Regions from separate parts of the Homo sapiens genome. Here all the other regions are linked to region 1. The links are chromatin loops, found by intact Hi-C in ENCODE. Cell type or tissue: GM12878. All regions are shown on one strand.

Evidence for each region. Peaks named below come from ENCODE experiments on the same cell type or tissue, not always from the same donor. Only the 100,000 strongest peaks of a DNase experiment are listed, where the experiment ranks them.
Region 2: it touches region 1 in a loop (7-fold over the local background); 2 of 110 quality-filtered maps call a loop at or near these places.
Region 3: a loop joins it to region 1, with 2.6 times the contacts of the local background. A loop is called at or near these places in 3 of 110 quality-filtered maps.

The regions. Positions count from the first base shown.
Region 1 is chr9:133,820,069-133,828,068 of GRCh38, reverse strand. All of the region lies in intron 4 of VAV2 (vav guanine nucleotide exchange factor 2), which reads left to right. Among named protein-coding and RNA genes, the nearest start is that of SARDH, 86 kb to the right of the region's middle. RefSeq lists enhancers at 1,579-2,576, 2,577-3,573, 3,706-3,815, 4,866-4,955, 5,296-5,345. In GM12878, a CTCF peak has its summit at 4,567; DNase peaks (open chromatin) are centred at 4,298, 5,208 and 5,598; H3K4me3 peaks cover 1,370 bases; H3K27ac peaks cover 3,568 bases.
Region 2 is chr9:133,950,360-133,958,359 of GRCh38, reverse strand. All of the region lies in intron 1 of VAV2 (vav guanine nucleotide exchange factor 2), which reads left to right. Among named protein-coding and RNA genes, the nearest start is that of VAV2, 38 kb to the left of the region's middle. RefSeq lists enhancers at 1-8, 9-585, 772-821, 872-981, 586-1,162 and 2 more. In GM12878, no CTCF peak of the experiment used is centred here; DNase peaks (open chromatin) are centred at 923, 3,199 and 4,289; H3K4me3 peaks cover 3,886 bases; H3K27ac peaks cover 4,515 bases.
Region 3 is chr9:133,897,345-133,905,344 of GRCh38, reverse strand. All of the region lies in intron 2 of VAV2 (vav guanine nucleotide exchange factor 2), which reads left to right. Among named protein-coding and RNA genes, the nearest start is that of VAV2, 91 kb to the left of the region's middle. RefSeq lists an enhancer at 2,403-2,472. In GM12878, no CTCF peak of the experiment used is centred here; a DNase peak (open chromatin) is centred at 4,363; H3K4me3 peaks cover 900 bases; H3K27ac peaks cover 2,224 bases.

The DNA of each region.
Region 1 (8,000 bases):
CCACTCAGTGGTCAGCCTCAGTGGGCGCAGCGGTAGGTGGTGATGCCCCCACTCAGTGGTCAGCCCCAGTGGGCGCAGCGGTAGGTGGTGATGCCCGTGCTCAGTGGTCAGCCCCAGTGGGCGCAGCGGTAGGTGGTGATGCCCCCGCTCAGTGGTCAGCCCCAGTGGGCACAGCAGTAGCTGGCGATGCCCCCACTCAGTGGTCAGCCTCAGTGGGCGCAGCGGTAGGTGGTGATGCCCCCACTCAGTGGTCAGCCCCAGTGGGCGCAGCGGTAGGTGGTGATGCCCGTGCTCAGTGGTCAGCCCCAGTGGGCGCAGCGGTAGGTGGTGATGCCCGTGCTCAGTGGTCAGCCCCAGTGGGCGCAGCGGTAGCTGGCGATGCCCGTGCTCAGTGGTCAGCCCCAGTGGGCGCAGCGGTAGGTGGTGATGCCCCCACTCAGTGGTCAGCCTCAGTGGGCACAGCAGTAGCTGGCGATGCCCGTGCTCAGTGGTCAGCCCCAGTGGGCGCAGCGGTAGCTGGCGATGCCCGTGCTCAGTGGTCAGCCCCAGTGGGCACAGCAGTAGCTGGCGATGCCCCCACTCAGTGGTCAGCCTCAGTGGGCGCAGCGGTAGGTGGTGATGCCCCCACTCAGTGGTCAGCCTCAGTGGGCACAGCAGTAGCTGGCGATGCCCGTGCTCAGTGGTCAGCCCCAGTGGGCGCAGCGGTAGGTGGTGATGCCCCCGCTCAGTGGTCAGCCCCAGTGGGCACAGCAGTAGCTGGCGATGCCCCCACTCAGTGGTCAGCCTCAGTGGGCGCAGCGGTAGGTGGTGATGCCCCCGCTCAGTGGTCAGCCCCAGTGGGCACAGCAGTAGCTGGCGATGCCCATGCTCAGTGGTCAGCCCCAGTGGGCGCAGCGGTAGGTGGCACATTGGCTTCTTCCTTCCAGCTTCAAGAAGCATCTCTCTGATTGCTCTGGCCTGGAGTCCTGGGGCCCTCTGTCCCCCTCCTGGCACTGCAGCCAGCGTTCCTAGTTCCCATTTTCTGTTCACTGAGGCTGGGCGTGGTCCGCTGCAGTCTGTGGGGGGCCCTGGGAATGCTTCCAGGCCTTGATGGAGGAGGATTTGGAAAGGGCACCCGGATTGGGTGCCACAGAGCGCCGTGATGAGTGCGTCTTGCGAGGACACTGGTGCCGCTGTGGCAGGGTTGCCCTTGCCTGTCTGTGAAGTAGGCTGCACACCCCAGTCCCCAGCAGGGCCAGGCCGCCTGCCTCTGCCCTCCCTCCCGTGGTGCCGGCAGGTCAGAGGTCCCCGAGAATTCTTAGGGGAATTGAAGGGACACGGGAGAAATTTGAAAGCTCCCACTCAGGGCAGAAGAGAGGCCAAAGGAAGGACATGGACATGAGACCAAGCTTTATTTAGCCACCGCTTCATCCTAGGTGGCTGGGGGAGGGGTGGTTGGACCTGGAGCCTCTTCCCAGAGTGTGCTGCTAGATGTCTGACAGCCAGCTGGTAAACATGCCCCACCAGGAGCATCCTTGTCTGCAGAGCAGGGTCCTGCAACCTCACAGGCTGCTGTGGGAAGGCACCCCGCCACTCCGGTGGCTGCATGAGGAGGGAGTGATCCTAGACACAGCCAGGCTCTGTCAGGAACCGCGTGTCCTCCTGGCTTCTCCCCAGAGAGCATCTGAGCAGGAGCATCCTTGAAGGGAGAGCTGCCCCTGAGTGCGAGCGGGGAGGGAGATTCTGGGGCCAGGGCTCTGGGCGAGGGCTTGGATGTGAGGCTGCAGCTGCTGGCTGCTTTAGTGTGGCGGGTCACCAGGGCCCAAGGTCTAGCTGGCCTTTCCTTTCCTTTCAAGGGGCTGCTTCTCTGGGCAAGTTAAATGCCACACAGGGCCTCAGTTTCCCAGTCTCTGAAACGAAAGCATCTGCCCAGATGGTCTGTGAATCCCACTGAGCTTGAGGAATCCACAATTTTATGATTTAGGAGCCTGCTTTGCATAACACTGGTTTCACTTTCCTGGGAGTTGAAGTGATTTTCAGGCTTAAACAAATGTGATCGTGACACGGCAGGGAATGTAATGTATCCGCGAATGTAGAGCTGCATGCTTTATTGCATCATAAAATGACTGTGCAGCTTTAAATGTGTCATGTTAGCATCATTGGGATAATTTTTTAGGGTGCATAAAATGTAGAAGGAGTTTCTGGTGTCGAGGAGGTTTGGACGTCTTCTTTCTACATGGGGAGTGAGTGGGAGCTGCCTGCTGGCGGCGACCTGGGAGGGGAGAGGCCGTGCTTCTCCCATTGGATCCTGCCCTGGGGCCTTGGCCACTCTGTGCTGTGCCCTTTGTCTGCAGGGGTACAAGGAGTGAGGAACAAACCGCTGTCCTCTATGGCCCACCCTCCCCGCCGTTGTCCTCACCCTGCCCACCTCTCCCAGAGGAAGTTTGTTTAGATACCATCTCCTGAGCTCATGTATGTTCATCTTCACTCTGGGAGGTCCGCGTTGTGGAGGACGCCTGAGTGTGGAGCCCGAGTTGAGCTGGGAGAGGCTGGGTTTGGGACACCTTATGTTCACCCCAGAGGATTGTTTTTCCAAAGGGGACAAGTTTGAAAGCAGACTCCACGAAAACGGCCCCACGAGAAACAAGCAAATGAATCCAGCCCTGTTAGACAGCCCCCGGCCCCAGGCACATGCAAAGCCTGCCCTGGTCTGAAGGAGGCCGGAATGAAGCCCCCTTCCCCAGAGGAGGTGTTGACAGGCATCCCCCCGTCCCTCCCTGGTGGCCCGAGGCTCGTGTGGGGATGGAGGGGAGACTGGAGAGACGGAAGACGGGGCGTTTCTTAAGGCGGGTGATGGCCGGGACAGAAAGGCCTTTGTCCCCCGCCCCCCCACCCCAGGTCCTTCATCGACAAGGACACCTGGCTGGACCGTGGCATTGTCTCCTTGGAGCTGCCTCCCCACTGGCCGTGGTGCCTCATTTGCACAACAGACCCTTTAAGACTGCGTGCTCGGCCCCACCTGGGCTTCTCCTTGGCCGCATGTGGCTCCCTCAAATGCTGCCAAGGGTCTCTTGCTCCTCGGTGTGACTCTGTGAGGCCAGGCCTCTGTGGGGACTGGCAGAATGGAGTGAATGAAGCCAGCGTCCCCGGAGGGTCCCTCTGTCAAGACGCTTCCAGTTGCATCTCCCTGAGCGCTGCAGGCCGGGCCCTGAGCCCTCTCGCTGGACAGGAAGGAGACGGGGCTCTGAGAGAGGAAGGCACCTGGTCAGAGTCGTACAGAACTAGGGGGCAGAGCTGCAATTTGAGCCCAGCTCTGTCTCTCCAAGGGTCATTGTCAGACCACCCCTCCCTAACCCCAGGGGTGGCTAAAGGAGCCCTCCCTGCCCCACAGACCTGGGACCTGGGACCCCGTTGTGGGCCCCTGCACTTCTCACTCGAGGTTCCTCTACCTCCCACATGTGCTGTCCAGGCAGCAGCCTCTGGGGGCAGACCCTGACAAGCCAGGAGGGCAGGAAGCCTTCCTGGAGGAGGTGTTCATTTTGAAGAGTGCGTAGGATTTGCCAAAGTGTGATTTAGGAAACCTGCTCTTACCCCCTGTGCCAGGCCAGTCACTACCTTGTTTTGGGCTGGGGTTTTAAGAGTGTCCTGGCTGGGTCTCTTCTATGTCTGTTCTCGGGAACTGAGGGCCGTTTTGGGCTGGGGTTTTAGGAGGGTCCTGGTCTCTGCTGTGTCTGTTCTCGGGAACTGAGGGCTGGTGGACCTGGCTCGGTGGGGATCCTCTGTAGGCAGTCCAGCCTTTCTCGCTCCTGTGGTCTAGACAAGCCCAGTCCCCGTCGGGAGGTGGCTGTGGGACTGCTGGGCGGGAGCTCCCTGTCCGCACCTTCCCTGTTAACAGAGCCATCAGCACTTCCCTGTGGGGCTGGCTGTGGAGACCGCAGCTCGTTGGGATGAGAGCCCCACACTTTCAGGGACCCTCCCTGCCCCCCTCGGACATCTTGTGGGCCCCTTGGTACTCTGGCACCACAGTGGGCCCCAGCTGTCTCCAGAGGCCCTGCTGCCACGTGGCTGGGGGCTTCAGTGACCTCGAAACCCTGCTCCCCCACCCCCACCACTGAGGGAGAGGCCGTTTGTTCCTTCTCAGTGGGAGATCGCAGGGGAACCCTCTGACGCACGCAGAGCAGGTGCGCGTGACCACCCTGCCCGCTCCGCATTCCCGTGTGTGTGTGAGCAGGTATGGCCTGGGACTTCCAGGGGTTTTCATTTTTAATACCTCGTTAAACTCGAGTGCTTTCAGGACTGATTCGGTCACAGCAACTCTCTGGTCTCATTTAATGCAGTCTCTGCAGAGGGAGGGGACCGGCGCAGAAGGGCAGCTTTAAAGACATACGCATTCATCTTGCCATTTTCCAGGAAGGAGTAGGCAGCTGGGCTTCGGCCCGAATGAGAGGGCTGTGCTGTGTCTGATGAAGGTCCCTCCCCCTCTAAATCGCCCTCCTCGTGCTGTTCTGGAACTCCAGGAAGAGGAAGACTTCTCCCTTTTGACGTTATTTCCCTTGTATTCAGCGTAGATCTGACTGACACACAGTGGCACTTAAGAAATATTGCTCTAAAATGAACAAGCGTCACATGCTGGGTTTTATTGTAGAAGTCCCATCACGTACGTAGTATCTCCTATATCGATTGCCCAACTCCTATTCATTCTACAAAACCCAACCCACAGGTCACCTTCTCTAAGAGGCAGCCCCCAACCCTACCAGGCTGAATTGAAGTTCACCTTCACCAGATGCTTAGAAAGGACAGCAGGACAGTCTCTGCCACCAACTTTCCCTTGTCTTCCTGCTTCTGTTTCTCACTGCTGAGATAAACGCTCCATAAGGGTCATTCATAAAGGAGCAGAGCACAGAGAGGACACCTAACTAGGCCTGGGCCTGGTTCACTGTGGTAGGAGGAAGGGCTGGGGATAATGAGGTCCCGAGAGCATTCACGATTCCCATACTGGAGGATCTGAGCCATAGGTCCATACGCTGTTCGACAATCCCTGCTCCTGTCCCCTGAGAGCCAGGCCCTGGGCTTTGCCGCTTCATCTCAGCCCTCACAACTCTGCAAGGTGGGTGCTCCAGCCCCCATTTTGCAGTTGCACAAATTAAGGCTCAGAGAGGGTAGGTGACTTGCCGGAGGTCACACAGCATGCCTCACATAGCAGAGGGGGAAATGAAACCCTGTGCTGTGGCCCGGGACATTCCCCTGGGCCTAGTCCTTGTGACCTGGCCCAGGGGCTGTTCTTTTTTGGTTCCTGAATATTTTTAGATGGTGGGAGGCTCTTTTACTGCTTAGAAAGAAGCCCCCAAAAAGAGGGAGTTACGGCCAGGAGGGACAGTCCGGTGGACGGGTCTCCTTCCGGGAATCTGGTAGCTGGGGCCTGTGCAGGTACCCGCCTATGTGGCTTGGCGAGCTGGGTGACTCTCATGCCCTCTCTGAGCCCTGGTTTCCCCACCTGTAGAAAAAGCAAGGCCTCCCTCCCTCATGGGTCGTGGTGAGGGTCTGCCAGGGCGTGTGAGAACAAGCTCCCTGATGTGTAAAGCGGTTCTTGTCTGTCTGTCTGTCTATCTCTCCGTCCGTCCTTCCCCACATGCACACCATCCAGTTCCCAGCCGGCTTCTTCAGAGGCTCGATGCGCCTTCTCTCTGCTGCCCCCACCCCAGTCCCCTGGGGATGAAGCACCCTGAGGTGTGGACGGAGGTCAGGAAACATCCGACTCGGTTTCCTAGTAACACACTAATGGCAGCTTGGTACCCTGCTTGGCAGCATCAGACAGCCCGGGGCCAGTGCGGCGCATCCCAGCCTGTCAGCAACACTATTTTATGTCCGCCGTAAACACACAGGCTCACCAGGGGCAGAAAGCAGAGTTTGTTGGTTTTCTTTTGATTTTCTGTGGGCGGCGGGGGCAATGGCCTCTGAGCAGCTGCCTTTCTGTAACAGAATCGGGGCAGGTGGGCGAGGTTGTTGGGCTGGGGCCTCAGGGTCTCGGGCAGAAGGTGAAGGTGGCAGGTTTTGCCGTCCCTGGAGAGCTACAGCCGTGCTCGGGGCCCCTCCTGGAAGATTTCAAGCTATTGTGAGGACAAAAATAATGGTCGGGATTTAGCATCTGTCAGCGCAGCTGACTCCCAGAAAACAGCAGGAGTGAAAGGATGAGACGGGGCAGGAAGGAAGGAGGGGTGGTCACTGGCCTGGGGTGGAGGGAGCTGGGCTGGGGCCCAGGTCTGGCCGTGGAGGCCCATTCACGTCTGGGCTTCCACATTCCTGCCTGGCCATCTCGGGCCTCCTCATGGACCACTGGACAGAGAAGAATGATCCCTGAAACCCACAAAAGCAACACAGCTGAGCAGGAACTAACGCAGCACCAACCCCCATCCAACTTTTTAGTCTCCTAGGTTTTAAAAAATCTGTCATTTTTAATGCTGACCACACTATGTGTTGAGACCGGCCCCTGTGCTAAATGCCGTCTCATTGAATGAGCCCCTCCTTTCGCCCTCTGGGGTGATAGGCCATGCTCCCACTTATTGAGCACCTACTGTATGCTCAGCCTCTACTGGTCTTGTACATGATGGCTGATCCTTGGAACTGTCACTCTCCTGTTGCAGATGGGAAACCGAAGCTTAGGTTATCCTGGTTGCAGTTACAGAGCTAGAAACAGGAAGGGCTACAAAGACAACCCTAGTTTCCCTCGCTGCCTCCCCTCCAGGGGCTCAGGAGCGACAGTCAAGTTCCTGCCAACAAGAGACCCACTGCGGCCCGCCTGTTCCGAAGTGATGAGGACTGGCCTGCTCTGTGGACCAGACACTGGTGTGGCATGGGTGTGGAGTTTTTCCACGAAGTATAGCCTCTGATGACACGGAGCCTCCACACGCTTCTTTCTAGCCGAGACACTGATGTGAAAAGGATCAGTGTGTGACACAGCAGCCTGCCACAGAGCCACAGGAGAGTGATGTAATTGTGCCACGGAGATTCCAGAGCCACTTGCAGACGTGGCAGGGCCTTGAGGTGCTTTTCAAGGACTGGGGGAGAGTGGGCTGGGTCCAGAGGGAAGGCACGACAGCCCGGCCCCTCCCCTGTGGGATTGCGTGGAGGGCCATGTGGGGCTGGCGCTCTGGTTCCGTGTGCCGCGTCTTCGCTGAGTTCTCGTCAAGCTCATGTCTAGTGAGAACGCTGAGGTGAGGGTCCTTGCACAATGGGACCCTCCTGCCCTGTCACTGCCCTGTACTCCCAGGAGACTTCAGACCCCTCAGTGGGTCTCATAGTATACCCCTCCTCCAGCCCAGCCCCTGAGGGTTCCCTCTTCCTCCCAGTGGACAGCTGTGGCCCTCAGGTACACTGGGCCTGCTGGTCATGACGTAAGTGAACCTGCCTTCCAGGTGACTGAGACTGGCCGTGTGTCACCTCCCTGTGCAAGAAACTTGTTTATGGAGGCCGGGCGCGGTGGCTCACGCCTGTAATCCCAGCACTTTGGGAGGCCGAGGCGGGCGGATCACGAGGTCAGGAGATTGAGACCATCCTGGCTAACACAGTGAAACCCTGTCTCTACTAAAAATACAAAAAAAATTAGCCGGGCGTGGTGCTGGGCACCTGTAGTCCCAGCTACTTGGGAGGCTGAGGCAGGAGAAAGGCGTGAACCCCGGAGGCAGAGCCTGCAGTGAGCCGAGATAGTGCCACTGCACTTCAGCCTGGGCGACAGCGAGACTCCGTCTCAAAAAAAAAAAAAAGAAAAAGAAAAAGAAACTTGTTTATGGAGATGGCATCTTTGCCAAGAAGCCAGGTAGCAGTGGCATTTCCACGTCGGTGATGGCCAAAGGAAAGGAGCTATTAGGGAGCAGAGCTTGTTTCCCCAAGTGACACCACAGTAGTGTCTGCCTCTAGGATCTGTTCCGTACCTGGGAGATTTCCTGGTGCCAGGATTCAGATGCAGCTGCTGCCTAGTCAGTCTCCCCACTTGGACTGTGAGGTCATTGGGACAGATGGCCATT
Region 2 (8,000 bases), 130 kb before region 1:
AGCCCTAAGGCGGTTTTTCCCTATCTCAGTAGATGGAACGTACAATCCGGTTTTATACCGAGACATTCCATTGCCCAGGGACAGGCAGGAGACAGATGCCTTCCTCTTGTCTCAACTGCAAGAGGCATGCCTTCCTCTTTTACTAATCCTCCTCAGCACAGACCCTTTACGGGTGTCGGGCTGGGGGACGGTCAGGTCTTTCCCTTCCCACGAGGCCATATTTCAGACTATCACATGGGGAGAAACCTTGGACAATACCTGGCTTTCCTAGGCAGAGGTCCCTGCGGCCTTCCGCAGTGTTTGTGTCCCTGGGTACTTGAGATTAGGGAGTGGTGATGACTCTTAACGAGCATGCTGCCTTCAAGCATCTGTTTAACAAAGCACATCCTGCACCGCCCTTAATCCATTTAACCCTGAGTTTGACACAGCACATGTTTCAGAGAGCACGGGGTTGGGGGTAAGGTCACAGAATCTCAAGGCAGAAGAATTTTTCTTAGTACATAACAAAATGGAGTCTTCCATGTCTACTTCTTTCTACACAGATACAGTGACACTCTGATCTCTCTTGCTTTTCCCCACACTCCACCATTTTTACTTGGTGGAGCTCATCTTGGCCATAGGCTCTCGGGTTGTGACAGTCACTTGGAGTGGCCCAGGCAGGGTGTCCCGGCTGAGGTGGGGCCAGCTGTGACGGTGACAGCGGGTGCAGGGAACTCAACATTCCTCCATTTCCTGCTCTGCCCACGGGGATGACGTCCCTCTTGCCCTGGAAGGTACCAGGCCCGCATGTCCCTGGCCTCCCCTCCTCGCCCTGCCCTGCAGCCGGGGAGGCAGGGAGCTGGGACACCTGTGCTGTCAGCGAAGGGGCACCAGGACGCAATATGCCATATTATTCCCAGTAGTCAAATATGTAGAAAACACCACACACACATAAAAAACCCCTAAAAACCCAGAGTCAAGAGACGACAGAAAAACGCCCTCAGTGGTTAGTGGTGTTTTAGGATGGGAGTTCTTGTCGGTTTCATGTTATTCTACTTCCCTGCCCTCATCCAGGCAGGGTTATTTCTATACTGGGAGAAAAAAACAAACCCGTTTCATCCCAGGGAGCAGCGTCCTGGGCACACATCCTTCCCTGGTGAAATGAGACCGGACCTGCAGCAGCTGGTACAGGGGAGGCCCGTAACTGCCAGGCCGAGCCTCAGTTTCCCCACCTGGTAAAGCAGGGACGATCATCCTAACCGGGAGAGCACCAGAGGGTAGGCTTGCACAGAGTGAGGAACCAGAGAGACACTGGTGGCGTTGGAGAGAGTCCTGGGTACCCCGGGCAGGTGGGGAGCTGGGTGGGGAGCTGGGCAGGTGGGTGGGTGCTGCAGTCTGCCCTTTTTGTGACTGCAAACAGGTGCGCCCAGGACTGGAGTTCAGCTCCCTGCTGAAGTACCAGCTCTGGCCCAGCTTTCCTGCTTGAGGACGGCCGGGTTTCCTGCCTGGCCTGTCCCCCACAGAGGGCTCTGTCCCAGGCCCTGGCAGGGGCAGCCTCCCTCCCACTGGGCTCCCGCCTGGGTGGGGGCGGAAGGCGAGGCTGCAGCTGCAGCATTCCTGACCTTGGCTGGCCCAGCTGTTGGCCTGGCAGCAGGGAATCCCCCTCCCGCTCCCTCGCCCCCTGGTGCTCTGCCCACCAGCCGAGGGGCCTGGTGCTGGTTCGCCTGGAATTTCCAGAAAGTACAGCTTCTCAGTTGATCTTCGCATTTTCTGACTTCTCAGGAACTAACTGGCTGCGTGCTTTTTATACATTCCCAGGACTCCCTCCTCCCTAACCCAACCCAAAGCTGAGATAACTTTTTAAGAAATTCTAAAAGTAATGTCTACTCGTTGGAAAAAAAACAAAACGAAACAAAACAAAGCAAAAGAAGAAACAACTCAGAAAGGTAGAAAGACAGAGTACCCTAGACACCCTTTCCCCACCAGGCCCCCAGACCCGCTGGGCCCAACCCCACAGCTGAGAACCAGAGACCCTCCCCAGGGGCTTGGGCTGAGGGTCACAGGGTAGGGAGGGGCTGCAGGGCCCAGGGGAGGCTGGGTAGACGAGGGGATCATGGCACCTCTGGAGATCATCGAGTTCCTGACTTGCAGACCTGTTTTTAATTGTCAGAACCCCCTTCCCTCCCTCTCTCCCTGTGAACCAGTGAGGAAGCTCCCTCCTTCTCAGGAATCCAGGGAATTCATTCAGAGCCACTGGGTTGGGGAAACTGAGGCTCCAGGAGGGTCAGCGACTTGTCCAGCGTCACCTGGGAAGCTGTGCTTTGTGCCTCCTGGCCCCGTGGGCTCCAGGTCTTGACTCTGCGAGTAAGCAGGGAAGGAGCAGATGGGCAGTGAGGTGCTGGCTGCCCGTCTGAGAGCTCCCCGGAGCGGGGGCCTCCAGCAGGGGCCGTGCCTTTGTGCTGAGCGGAAGCGGCAGGAACTGAGCTTCACGGAGCAGCCTGAGCTGGAGGGTTTAGAGGGCTCCCCTCGGGCTGGGGGAGGCCAGAGCTGTGGGGAGGAGTGGGGAGGAGTAGGAGTGGGAGTGGAGTGCAAGTGGGGGGGTGGGGAGGAACGTGGGGGGGGCGTTGGGGGGAGTGGGAAGCAGCGTGGGGGGAGTGGGAAGCAGCGTGGGGGGAGTGTGGGGGAGTGGGGAGGAGCTTTGGGGGGAATGGGGAGCAGCATGGGGTGAGTGGGGATAGTTGGAGGAGCGTGGTGGGGAGGGGGGAGGAGTGGGGGTGTGGGGAGGATCATGGGGGGAGTGGGGAGAAAGGAGGTGGGGAGGACCGTGGGGAGTGGGGAGGAGCATGTGGGGAATGGGGAGGAGCTTGGGGGGCATTGGAGGGACTGAGGAGCATGGGGAGAGTTGGGGCAGCATGGCAGGGGGAGTGGGGAGTATGGGGAGAGTGGGGAGAAGCAGGGGGGTGGGGAGGAGTGTGGGGAGTGGGGAGGAGCGTGGGCGGGGAGTAAGGAGGAGTGTGGGGACCGTGCTTCCGACTCAGCTTCCGCAGCCAGGAGCCTCGCCTTGGCATCGGGTATGGGGCCACACTCCCTGGCTGGGCTTGTGGAGGGTGGCATGACTATGTTGCTCCCTGTGGGGTCCCCAGAATCTGGGTGATTGAAGGTTTAGGACCTGAAGGGGCAGGAGCTCCCCACAGGAAGCAGAGTCTGGCTGGAAATGGCCTGGTCAGGTTCTGCCCTTCCTGTACCCTTGGCCGAGCCTGGAGGCGACCTCACCGCTGCCTCCCATCTGCAGGGGTGCCCTAGTTTCTCATGGTGTGGGTGTCTGTGGGGTAGCCGGAGGAAGGAGTGTCTGCCTTCCTTTTTCCTCACCTCAGTGCACTTGCATTCATTGCACGCAAACAGCAGTATAATGAAAACGAAGTACATTTAAACAACAGGAAAAATCTGTTTACATCTTACCCTCCACCTGTTTGGAGTTCAGAATGATTTATCTCGGTCCTTGCCCTCCTGCAGATGTATTTTTGCTTAGCTTTATTTATCGTAATGCAGACACACACTGCACATACATACACTGGTACATACATCATGAGCATGCACACATACATGTGCACACACATGAACACATGCACGCCTGTACACCCCTAAGCACCTGCGCACCCCCACATGTATGTGCATGGGCACCCCACACGCATACACATGAGGACACACACATCACAGACCTTGCCCTGCTCGAGCATCAGCAGCATCCCCCGCCCGCCCCACAGGTGTGTGGCACATGTAAGTGCTTGGCTGCAGTGCCACAGCTCCCGCTCCCCCCAGCCTCCCATGGCTGGACCTGCGATGCCTTCTCCGGAAGCCTTCAGGCGTGCGTGGATTTCACTCAGATTCACTGCGCACTTGCGATGTGCTGCTGCGGCACTGAGTACTTTGGGTCCTTTCCAGCACCAGGCGAGAAAGCTCCTTGAAGTGCAGGCATCTCTCCTGTTGGGCGTCTCACGCGCACTTGCTCCTCCTTGTGCCTTGCCGCCCCATGGTGACAGAACTGATTTGGCAGCCTGGGCCATGCATGCAGGGCCGCAGGCCCTCAGCAGGTGCTGGTGGGCGGATGGACAGATGGGCAGATGGACAGAGGGACACCAGGCACATGCCGCTTCTCAGAAATCCCTGGAAATGACTGGGATGGTAACAGAACATCACAATTGACTCTTTCTTCTCGAAATGATGGGTGCTAACCACGGAGTGATTCCCCAGCAGCAGACAGGCGCAGTGCTTTCGGTGACGGTTTCGGCCGTGTTTGTTGCACGTTGAGAAGGGTGTTTTACATCCCATGGCGTGTATAGTGCTGGGATCTTAAGAATGTCACACATGTGCAGTGGGTTGTCCCACATGTGGAGCCACCTGCCTGTGCAAGGGGTGGTGGGAGGCGCTGCCTGTCAGGTGCTGGCTGTAGCCTCTGGCAAGCAGTGGGTTTTTCTGCAGAGGGAGGACACCTAGGGATGGAGGCCCACAGGTCTTGGTTTTGGGGTACTCGGGCCAGGTGCCTTCTTTGGAGACAGGGAGGCAGCTGTTGGACATGCAGGCCTGGGAGCCGGGGTCATGGGAGCTGGGTTTCCCAGGGTGGGTGTGGGGGACCTTCAGGATTTGAACCTGCATCTCCCTGCCGGAAAGGTGCCCCACCCTGTGCCTGAGCCCCCTGTCCCCACTCAAGGGTGTCTGAAGCTGGGCCCCATGGTGGTCAGAGGGAACTGGGTCTGAGGTTCCACACAAGTGCTTCCTGACTTCCCACCCTGCCAGGGTCCCTCTGGGGACTTTGCTTCCCAAAGAGCCCTGAATTGAGCCTGGGGGTCAAAACCACATTTTCAGAGGGCCCCAGTGTGCCAGGCCCAGGGTCCAGGGTCTCCCAGCTCCGAGCCGGGGTGCAGGGCATTGCAAAACCCATGCTGGCATGAACGGGAACAAAGGGTGGAAGAAACCAGGAGAACTCTTGCCTCAGTTTCTCATCCAAGCCCTATTCATTCCATTGTGTGCCCATTCATCCCAAAGCCATTCCAAGTGCCTGTTGTGGTGGGCTTGGGGGGCACAGCGCCAAGGGCACAGGACTGCCTGCCACCAGCTGGCCACCGGAGTTGCCCAACAAAGAACCACAGGCCAGCGCCTTCCAGCAGCAGCCCTGGAGGCCGCGAGCCTGAAACCAAGGTGTCAGCAGGGCTGTGCTCCCTCTGGAAGCTCTAGGTGTTGGCAGGGCTGTGCTGCCTCTGGAGGTTCTAGATGTTGGCAGGCTGTGCTCCCTCCAGGTTCTAGGTGTCAGTGGGGCCGTGCTCCCTCCAGGTTCTAGGTGTCCCGGGGGCCATGCTCCCTCCAGGTTCTAGGTGTCCCGGGGGCCATGCTCCCTCCAGGTTCTAGGTGTCCCGGGGGCCATGCTCCCTCCAGGTTCTAGGTGTCCCGGGGGCCATGCTCCCTCCAGGTTCTAGGTGTCAGTGGGGCCATGCTCCCTCCAGGTTCTAGGTGTCCCGGGGGCCATGCTCCCTCCAGGTTCTAGGTGTCAGTGGGGCTGTGCAACCTCTGCAGGCTCTAGGAGAGGCTCCATCCTGCCTTTTCAAGATTCTGGTGGCCCCAGGCACTCCTTGGCTTGTGGCTGCATCATGCCAATCTGTGCCTCTGTCGTCACACGGCCTCTTGTCTTCTGTCTTCTCTTCTAGGGACACTTGGATTTAGGGCCTACTGGGTAATCTGGGATTATCTTATCTCGAGAGCCTCAGGTTTGTTTTTTTTTTCCCCGAGACAGAGTCTTGCTCTTTTGCCCAGGCTGGAGTGCAATGGTGCGATCTCGGCTCCCTGCAACCTCCGCCTCCTGGGTTCAAGTAATTCTCCTGCCTCAGCCTCCCGAGTAGCTGGGATTACAGGTGCGTGCCACCATGCCTGGCTAATTTTTTGTATCTTTAGTAGAGATGGGGTTTCACCACGTTGGCCAGGCTGTTCTCGAACTCCTGACCTCATGATCTGCTTGCCTCGGCCTCCCAAAGTGCTGGGACTATAGACGTGAGCCACCGCACCCGGCCTTGAGAGCATCAATTTAATTTTACCTGCAAACACTGTTTTTCCAAGTAAGGTCACAAATAGGCTTCTCAGGGTCTGGATGCAGACCTGTCTCCTTGGGGCCCACCCATTCAACCCATTACACTTGCTGTTATGGACTGAATGTTTGTGTCTCCCCAAAATTCCTATGTTGAAACCCTACCCCAAAATGTGACGTTATTAGGAGCTGGGGCCTTTTGAGGTAATTGGGTTTAGATGAGGTCGTAAGAGCGGACCCTTCATGAATAGGATGGTCCCTTTTAAGAGTACCAAAAGGGACTGCTTCTCTCTACTCTCTGTGGATGTAAGGGTACATCTCTGCTGTGTAATGGTACAAGGAGAAGCCACTGGAACCTGACCACGCTGGCACTGGGCTTCCAGGCTCTGGAGCTACAAGAAAGAAGCCCCTGGGTTTACAAGCTTCCCGGGCTGTGGGATTTTGCTGTAGCATCCTGAGCAGCTGCCTAAGACTCCAAGCAGATAACTACGCTTCCTGAAGCCTCACTCTGCCCATCTGTAAAATGGGGAAACCGCCTCTGCTTTGAGGATCCTATTCCTGCAGCAGAGCCGAGCAGCCTAAAAGCCCTGTCCCCAGCACAAGGTGAGTGACCCACCCGTGGTCTGGTGTCAGCTGCTGTGGGTATGACTGCCACCCCTGCTTGACAGGTGAGGAAACTGAGGCTCTGAGAGGTGAAGGGCAGGTCCCGGGGGTCCAGGCTGAGAGGGGTTCTAGTCTAGCGCTCCCAGCTCCCACATATGGGCCTCACGAAGCACAGGGACTGCTGAGGAGGAGGTGCCACATTGGGTCCAGCTGGGGTTGCCTGGCGGGTGACGGCCACTCACCAGTGGGTGGGGCTTTGTAGGCACCTGCAGGAGAGGCTCCAGCAGGAGCTCCAAATGGGGACATGGCGGGCATGAGGGACACTTTTCAGGCTGAAAGCCCCACAGTCCCTGTTCTACTCCTGCTCTGACCCTGCTGGGTGCCAGCTCTTGTTCTCCAGCCCCCGTAGTTGCCCGTTTGGCAATTGACTAAGAAGAGTTTTTGACACTTTGCTGTCGCATGGCTGGCTTGTGGCCTTCTGCAGGGGAAGAGGCCGCCTCCCACCTTGCTGCCTCCATAGCCAAGGGCTGTGCCTGCCTTTGGTTTCTGATCATAGAAGGAGGCTCAGTTTTACCCCCCTGCTTGGGAAGCTCTCTAGTGCTGCGGTTGCATTTTTCCTTCAATATTTTTAGCCCAGCAGGAAGGGATAATAGCGAGAATCGTTCCTTCAGACTGGAGAGCGATCATCCGGTGTCTGCTGGCTGTGAAGGGATCCATTTGGCTTTCATTTTAGTGGGTGGTGGGGGAACGGGAAGAATCGCGCCCTCTGCTTGGGTCCGTCTGGAGTTGGATTGTCCAATTGCGCTGGAGATAGGGCGCTCCAGAGAGCGTGCGAATGCCCTCATGTTGACCTCGGAGGCCGCTTTCCGGAAGGGGGAAGAAATGGAGAAAATGAGGTGGCAGAGACAAGAGCCCGTTTCACAGATGGCTTGTGGGCTGCAGCAGAGAGGAGGGGCTGAGGTCCTATGAGAGCAACCCGGAGGGCCGAGGCGCAGGCGTGCGTCTGGGCTAATTGCTCAGAGCCAGGTGGCCAGAGAGTAGGATTTGAACCCTCCGGCACTCGGAAGCCGGCTCAGGGAAGATGGTTATAAAGAGAAATACTAGAAAAGCAATTTACTGCTAGCTTTATAGAAAACCTTTGGTTTGACCCTGACCTTGAAGTCCCGATTGTGTGGGCCACTCTTTATACCCCCCGCCTTGGCTTAAACCCACCGTCGGCAGCAGAGGTGGGTCCTTGGAGGGCTTCAGGGGAGCAGGCGTGGAAAGCTGAGACCTCTCTCAGCTGCTGGCTCTGAACACGCACGGCTGGGCGGCGGCCTAGCATGCAGTAGGTGCCTCTTATTCG
Region 3 (8,000 bases), 77 kb before region 1:
CCTGCCTCAGCCTCCCGAGTAGCTGGGACTACAGGTGCCCGCCACCACGCCCGGCTAATTTTTTGTATTTTTTTTTTTAGTAGAGATGGGGTTTCACCGTGTTGGCCAGGCTGGTCTCGAACTCCTGACCTCAGGTGATCCACCCGCCTTGGCCTTCCGAAGTGCTGGGATTACAGGCGTGAGCCACCGCGCCCGGCTGAGCCACTGTTCTGGCTGTGGTGCTGTGAAGTGTGGGCCAGGGCTTGGTGAGTGACTTTGCACAGGGCAGCTGCTCAGAGCCCCCCGCCCTGGGAGAAGCCTCCACGTGTGGTGCTGCCCGTGGCACTGCCCAAGCCACAAGATGCACCCTCTCCCTTCACCAGTGTCCCAAGCGCTCCCTGCATCCCCTCCCTGCCAGGGCCCCAAGTCTGACTGCCCAGTGCAGCAGTGCTGGTGCTGTGGCCCTGTATGGTGGACGAGGGCCAAAAACACCATCATTTACTCAGGCGAAAGAGTATTTTGTGCCTAGAGGCCCAGAGAGGGCTTCTGTTCACACCCCGGTACTCTGGGGCCTTCTTGGGGAGGTGAGCTTCACGGGGCCCTCAGCACTGACTCAGCAGCTTGGACAGTAGTGGTGCATTGAGAAGCTTGCGGGGAGGACGGAGCCCTGGCTGCACACCTGGCACCCGACGGCCCCGTGGCCGGTTGCTGTGTCCTGGGAGCAGCGGGCATGTCGTCCGACTCCACTGGGAGAGGGTGTGCTGCATGCCTGCATGCCTGTGCCCACGTGCCTGGTGCCCACGTTTGGGCTCGGCTGGACACGTGCTTTGTTGCAGGGGCTGCTTTCCTGCAAGTGCATTTGCCGTCCTGAGCCTGCTCACTCATCGAATTCCACGTGGTCGTCTGGGAGTGATTCCGGGTGCTTCCTGGTTTGAATTTCACGGGACCCTGGAGGACATGAACTCAGAAAGTGAGGCGTTGATGGTCGCTTTTATTGGTATATTAGATGCATTGAGGTTTTGAAAGGGAGGACTTGGGATTCTTCTGTGTCTTTTTAATGTCTTAGAGCGTCTAGAAATAGCATTTGCTCTTCAGTTCTCTAGAGGGGTCTCCCAGAAGAACAAAGCTGTGTGTGGCAGAGTGGTTCCCTTTAGAATGCGGAGCTCTGGGGGAGAGCCTGGCGCTTGGGCTGGAGCCGGCCCACCAGGACACGGGCTGGAGCCCCATTCGCTCATCTGTGATTTGGGGCACAGAATTTACCCGGATAGGAAGCAGCTCAAAATACAAGCTGGTTCCACCCCTTTCCCAGTAAGAGGATTTTAAGTTTCTTGGTCAACATGATTTTATAAGCTTTTAGGGATAGATGAAGTAGTTCAACATTTACTTAAATATTTAATTTGCTCAATCGTTTACATCTTTAAAAACATGAAAATAACATGTTCTTGTAAGTTGCCCTTTTTTACTCAGTGTGTGAAATGGGTTTCTTCAAACTCTTCCCCTGGCTTTCAAGCTCAGGGTCTCTGCCTCCCCGAGCCCTCTCCGGGTCTCAGTGTGGACCTGACGAAGTGGATTTTTCTGCCCTCCAGGGACCCCTTTTCCCTCGCCAGCATCCCCCTGTTGAGAATTTTTTCTGACGCTGTTTTTCAGTGACGCCCACGCTTGTGAGATCAGAGCCCTAGGAGCAGGGGTAGACCTTTGCTAAATTTCTTTATGGTTCAAAACCAGGTGAGCCTCTGTGAGCCACCGGACCCGAGGCTGGCTGAGGCCATGTCCGACTTTGTGTCCTGAGAACCCCAGAAAAGGCTTGTGTGCAGCCCCCACCCCCATATTTTCTAAGTGATACAAAACCTCTCCTGACTGGCAGGTGATGTGGCCGTCACATCTCCCGGGATTGTTGTTTCAGCCCCTGTCTTTTGAGCCTGATGTGGGGCTCCAGGGGATGGGGCAGACCTGGCACGCCCTCACAGAGGGAATCCCGGTGCAGGGTGGGCATGGGACCCTGAGCCGGGAGCACCACCCAGCGTGGGGTAGAGGAAGGGGCCCGAGGGACAGTGCAGCGGGGAGGGAAGGAGCCCTGTGAAACCACCGAAATGTACTGGAACCGAAATGAGGCTGGAAGTCTGAGATCAGGGTGGCGGCGGGGCTGGTGCCTTCTGGGGCACAGGGAGACTGTGTCCCGGGGCACTCTCCTGGGCTTGCAGACGGCGTCTTCTCTTTTTGTATTCTTGTCGTCTTTCCTCTGTGCCTATCTCTGTGTCCAAACTACCTCTTTTTTTTTTTTTTTTTTCCTGGGGCAGGGTTTCGCTCTTGTTGCCCAGGCTGGAGTGCAGTGGCCTGATCTTGGCTCACTACAACCTCTACTTCCCGGGTTCAAGTGATTCTCTTGCCTTAGCCTCCCTAGTAGCTGGGATTACAGGTGTGCATCACCACACCCAGCTAATTTTGTATTTTTAGTAGAGATGGGGTTTTACCACGTTGGCCAGGCTGGTCTTGAACTCCTGACCTCAAGTGATCCATCCACCTGTCTTGGCCTCCCAAAGTGCTGGGGTTACAGGCGTGAGCCATTGCGCCTGGCAAACTTCCTCTTTTTATAAGGACACGGGTCATATTGGATTAGGTCCCACCCCAGTGACAACATTTTAACTTGATTTCTCTTTGAAGTCTCTGTACAAGTAAGGTTAAATTCTGAGGTCCTGGGGATTAGCACCCCTATGTATCTTTTTTGAGGGGACACAGTTCAACCCGAAACACTCCCTCATTTTTCTTTTGAGCAGATGTGTGTCTTCCCCTGCACCAAATGTGGGAACCTGTCTGCAGCCTGCACCCCAGCACCCCTGGCCTCTGGATACCCTGGGGGGTTTGTGGGTGAACATTTTCTCTACTGGAGCTCTGGGAGAACAGAAACATCTCAATGTGGGAGTCTCCCCGCTTCCAGTGCTGGCCGCATTTCAGGCTCCGCAAATCTGGGGATGTGGTAGCCCCAAGGCCGCAGCCGTGTCTGCATGGAGGAGGTTTGGTCAAATTCAGAGGGCTCTGCCTTCGTGGGGCCAGGTGTCCTGTGTCCTGCAGCAGAGGCTTCTGACATGTCCCAGGCCCTGTGCATGTTGTGTGGATTGTCCTGCGTGGTCCTCACACGTCCGACGCAGATGCCCGTTCCTATCCCAGTGTATAGACAATGAAGTTGGGTCTCAGGGAGGCCAATTGCAGGGGGAGCTGATGGGCCTGGCCTTAAATTGGGTCTTCCTGGGTCCAAGTCTGTGATCTCCATGGTCCTGACGAAACTGTGTCACTTTTGGCCCAGAGAGGTGGGGGTGGGAGGTTCTGGTCTGACCTGTAGGACATGGAGGCTCGGAGCATCCACAGAGTCTCCTGACGTGCAGACCACTAAGGCAGGCAGAGATGTGTGGTAGGAGGAGGTGCATGGTAGGGACGTCGGCCCATCTCCTTTGGCCTCTGGAGCGCAGCTGTCCTCCCCACCCCCAGCCCCCTCCGATGGTGGTGGCACATTGCCACTGACCCCATCGGCCCGTCTCCTGGGAAAAGGTAGAATGTGGCAGTGGGCGCTGGGGTTCCAGAGTCAGGGACAGCAGGGCTGTCTGTGCTTACGGGAGGGCCTGGTGTCAGAACAGTGGGGGAAATAAATACCCCAGGAGGGATGGGCCCAGCCCAGTGCCTACAGACCTAGGTAGAGTCACCAGGCCGGGCCGGCAGGAGCCCCTCAGGGCAGCTCCGGGCCCTTGCTGGAGGGCAGGAGAGGCCCCTGCGGCTCAGGGCCAGCCTCCCCATGTGGGCTCTCTGGCAAGGTAGTTGGACTTTTTTATGTGGCACCCACGGAAGCTTCTAGGCCTCATGAGACCAGGCTCGAGGTGGTGCCATGGCTCTCCCGACAGGCTCCCCTGGTCAGAGCCACCACAGGCCATGCTGGATCCGGGGAGGACACAGACCCTGCCTCTTGATGGGAGGAGTCTCAGAGAGTGTGCAGCCATCTTTACTCTGCCTCAGGGTCCCTGTCACAAACGGGGAATAACCATGCCTCTTCTGAGGCTCGGGAGGAGACGATCTGAGGAGACCCGTGGGGAGTGGGTAGCCGGCCTGTTGAATGGCAAGCGCCCAATAAATGGTCGCCATTGTGACCACTGGGCCCCCGGAGTGGTGCTTTTACATGAAATGTTCCTAAAACTGGGCCATGGTTTTCAATATCAGTTGAGAGTGTTGGGGCTAAGGCCCTTGGCCCCCTTAAGGTTCACTGGAAAATCAGACAGGAGAGGCTGGGCACGGTGGCTCATGCCTATGATATCAGCACTTTGGGAGGCTGAGGCGGGCAGATCACCTGAGGTCAGGAGTTGGAGACCAGCCTGGCCAAAACGGTGAAACCCCGTCTCTACTAAAAATACAAAAATTAGCCGGGCGTGATGACACGCACCTGTAATCCCAGCTTCTCGGGGGAGCTGAGACAGGAGAATTGCACGAACCCGGGAGGCGGAGGTTGCAGTGAGTTGAGATCCTGCCACTGCACTCTAGCCTGGGCGACAGAGCAAGACCCTGTCTCAAAAATACATAAATAAATAAATAAATAAATAAATAAATAAATAAATAAATCAAGACAGGAGGTAGATTGATTAATTGGAGAAAAGGCAAGGCGATTGAACATTTATACAGGGGAACATTCTAAATAAAGTCCCAAAGATAGGGGAAATTGCTCATTTTTATGTGCAAGTTCCACAAAGCATGGGCAGGCAGATGAGCCTGGATTCTTACTGGCCTCTCTGAGCCGCGCCCCTTCCTTCTGGGTGTGGGGCAGGACCCTCTCTGGAATGGTGGGTCTTATGACCTACAGTCAAACAAGGTAGGTCAGGGAATTTCTTTATGGCCAGTTTTTATACAGATAGGGTGGAGGGACAGTTAGAGTATTATTTTTAGGTTTGATGACTGGCTTTAGGGGAAAGGGGTTCTGGTTTCTAAGACCTGCTTGGGGGAAGAGGCATTCTAGTTTCTATGGCCAGCTCCAGGGGAGAATGGAACTAGTGACAGGAGGGCCTTCATGTTGGAGTGTTTTCTGAGCCCCAGTATTACCAGGGGGCCTCAGGAGTGGCTTTTTTCATGAAATGTTCCTAAAATGGGTCCATGGTTTTACTTTTCTTTTCTTTCTTTCTTCTTTGGTTTTTTTGAGACAGGGTCTTACTCTGTCACCCAGGCTGGAGTGCAGTGGTGTAATCGTGGCTCATTGCAGCCTTGATCTGTGGGTTCCAGTGATCCTTCCTGCCTTCGCCTCCCGAGTAGCTGGGACCACAGGCATGTGCCACTATGCCCAGCTATTTTTATTTATTTATTTATTTATTTTTTTTGAGATGGAGTCTTGCTCTGTCGCCCAGGCTGGAGTGCAGTGGTGCAATCTCGGCTCACTGCAAGCTCCGCCTCCCGGGTTCACGCCATTCTCCTGCCTCAGCCTCCCAAGTAGCTGGGACTACGGGTGCCCGCCACCACGCCCAGTTAATTTTTTGTACTTTTAGTAGAGATGGGGTTTCACTGTGTTAGTCAGGATGGTCTCGACCTCCTGACCTCGTGATCCACCCGCCTCGGCCTCCCAAAGTGCTGGGATTACAGGCATGAGCCACCACGCCCGGCACACCCAGCTAATTTTTAAATTTTTGGTAGAGGCCAGGCATGGTGGCTCATGCATGTAATCCCAGCACTTTGGGAGGCCGAGGTGGGTGGATCGCCTGAGGTCAGGAGTTCGAGACCAGCCTAGTCAACGTGGTGAAACGCGGTCTCTACTACAAAAATTAGCTGGGTATGGTGGCAGGTGCCTGTAATCCCAGCTTCTTGCTACTTGGGAGGCTAAGGCATGAGAATCGCTTGAACCCAGGAGGCAGAGATTGCGGTGAGCTCAGATCGTGCTATAGGACTCCAGCCTGGGTGACAGAGCGAGACCCCATCTCATAAATAAATAAATAAAATATATTAAATTTTTGGTAGAGTTGGGGTCTCACTATGTTGCCAAGACTGGTCTCAAACTCCTGGGCTCGAGTGATCCACTCACCTCGGCCTCCCAAAGTGCTGGGGTTACAGGTATGAACCACTGCACCCGGCCTGAGGAGTCCCAGCTCCCCATGGGTCTCCTCAGGTCGTCTCCTCCTGGGCCTTGGAAGAGACATTGTTATTCCGCGTTTGTGATGGGGACCCTGAGGCAGACTAAAGATACCCACAAACTCTCTGTGATTCCTCTCATCAAGAGGAAGGGTCTGGGCCTGGCGCGGTGGCTCACGCCTGTAATCCCAGCACTTTGGGAGGCCGAGGCGGGCGGATCACGAGGTCAGGAGATCGAGACCATCCTGGCTAACGTGGTGAAACCCCATCGCCACTAAAAATACAAAAAATTAGCCGGGCGTGGTGGCGGGTGCCTGTAGTCCCAGCTATTGGGGAGGCTGAGGCAGGAGAATGGTGAGAACCCTGGAGGCGGAGCTTGCAGTGAGCCGAGATTGCGCCACTGAACTCCAGCCTGGGAGACAGCGAGACTCCGTCTCAAAAAAAAAAAAAAAAAAAAAAAAAGGCAGGGTCTGCATCCTCCCTGGATCCGACACGGCCTGTGGTGGCTCTGACCAGGGGAACCTGCCAGGAGAGCCACAGCACCAGCTCAGGCCTGGCCTCATGAGGCCTGGAAGCTTCCCCGGGCACCACATAAAAAGTCCAGCTACCTCGCCATTCAACTGATGATTTTAAATACCAGTTGAGGGGATTAAAAATGATCTTTTTATTTATTTTTTATTTTTTTGAGGCAGAGTCTCGCTGTGTCGCCCAGGCTGGAGTACAGTGGCACGATCTCGGCTCACTGCAATCTCTGCCTTCTGGGTTCAAGTGATTCTCCTGCCTCAGCCTCCTGAGTAGGTGGGATTACAGGCACCTGCCACCACGCCTGGCTGATTTTTGTATTTTTTTTTTAGTAGAGACAAGGTTTTGCCATGTTGGCCAGGCTGGTCTTGAACTCCTGATGTCAGGTGATCCGCCCACCTCAGCCTCCCAAAGTGCTGGGATTACAGGTGTGAACCACCACATCCGCCCTAAAAAGTCTCTTTCTGTTGAGGGTCTGGCGTTGTGGAGAAAGCGCTGGACTCAGCCTTGGAGCCCCTCTGGCCACCCTGTCGGCTGCCGGTGACACTAGATCAACCTGTGCCCGCCCGGCCTCAGTTTCCTTCTCTGTGCTTTGCAGCCCGGGGCAGGCCCATCTCCGAGGTCCCTCCCAGCCTCAGGGTACCCGGATGCAGTATGTTGGAAGAGCTTGGGATTTTCAAAGGGGGAAGTGATCGTGGCCTTCCCTGGTAGGAGGCTTTGCGTGGTCTGTCTGGGCAGAGTGTCCCTAAGCCCTGCTGGGCCCCTTCCAACCACCAGCAAGCCAGCTGCCTGTCTCTGCCTTCACAGGTTTTCTGAAGTTGGTGGGTGCTGGACGCTTCTGAAGAGGAGTTTTAATTGGCAGAGGCTGCTGTCTCCCTGGCAGGGAGACATTCTGGAGGCCTGGGGGCGGGTTGTTTTTTCTTCACTCCATTAATACCAGTGACCTTTTTGCCTCCAGCGTTAATTAAATACAGACATTTCAGGCATCTGCATGGTCATGGTCTGGCATTATCTTGACCTTAGGCGACTTGGAAATTCCATATTTGGCCTTCACTAAACGAGGCATAGAAGAGCAATCATGGACGATCTGGAAATGGAGGGCTTAGAGCCACACCTTTTGGCCACCCAGAGGGGGGCCTGTGTTGCTGCGGAGGTGGGGAGACAGCAGAGCTCTCTGGCTTGACCACCATGGATGAAGCTGGGCTCAGCTCTGGGCTGGGGGAGACAGGAAGGAGCTCACCCTCCTGGGACCCAGTTTCGTTCAAGGAGACACAGCCCAGCCATCTGGGTAACAGGTGATGAATGGGAGGTAGGGGTGGAAGATGTCTTGAGGGATGGGCCAGATGGTGGGTTACAGGGGGGCAGAGCAGGGCTGTGGGTGTGAGCCCAGATGTGAGGCTCCCTACCTGGGT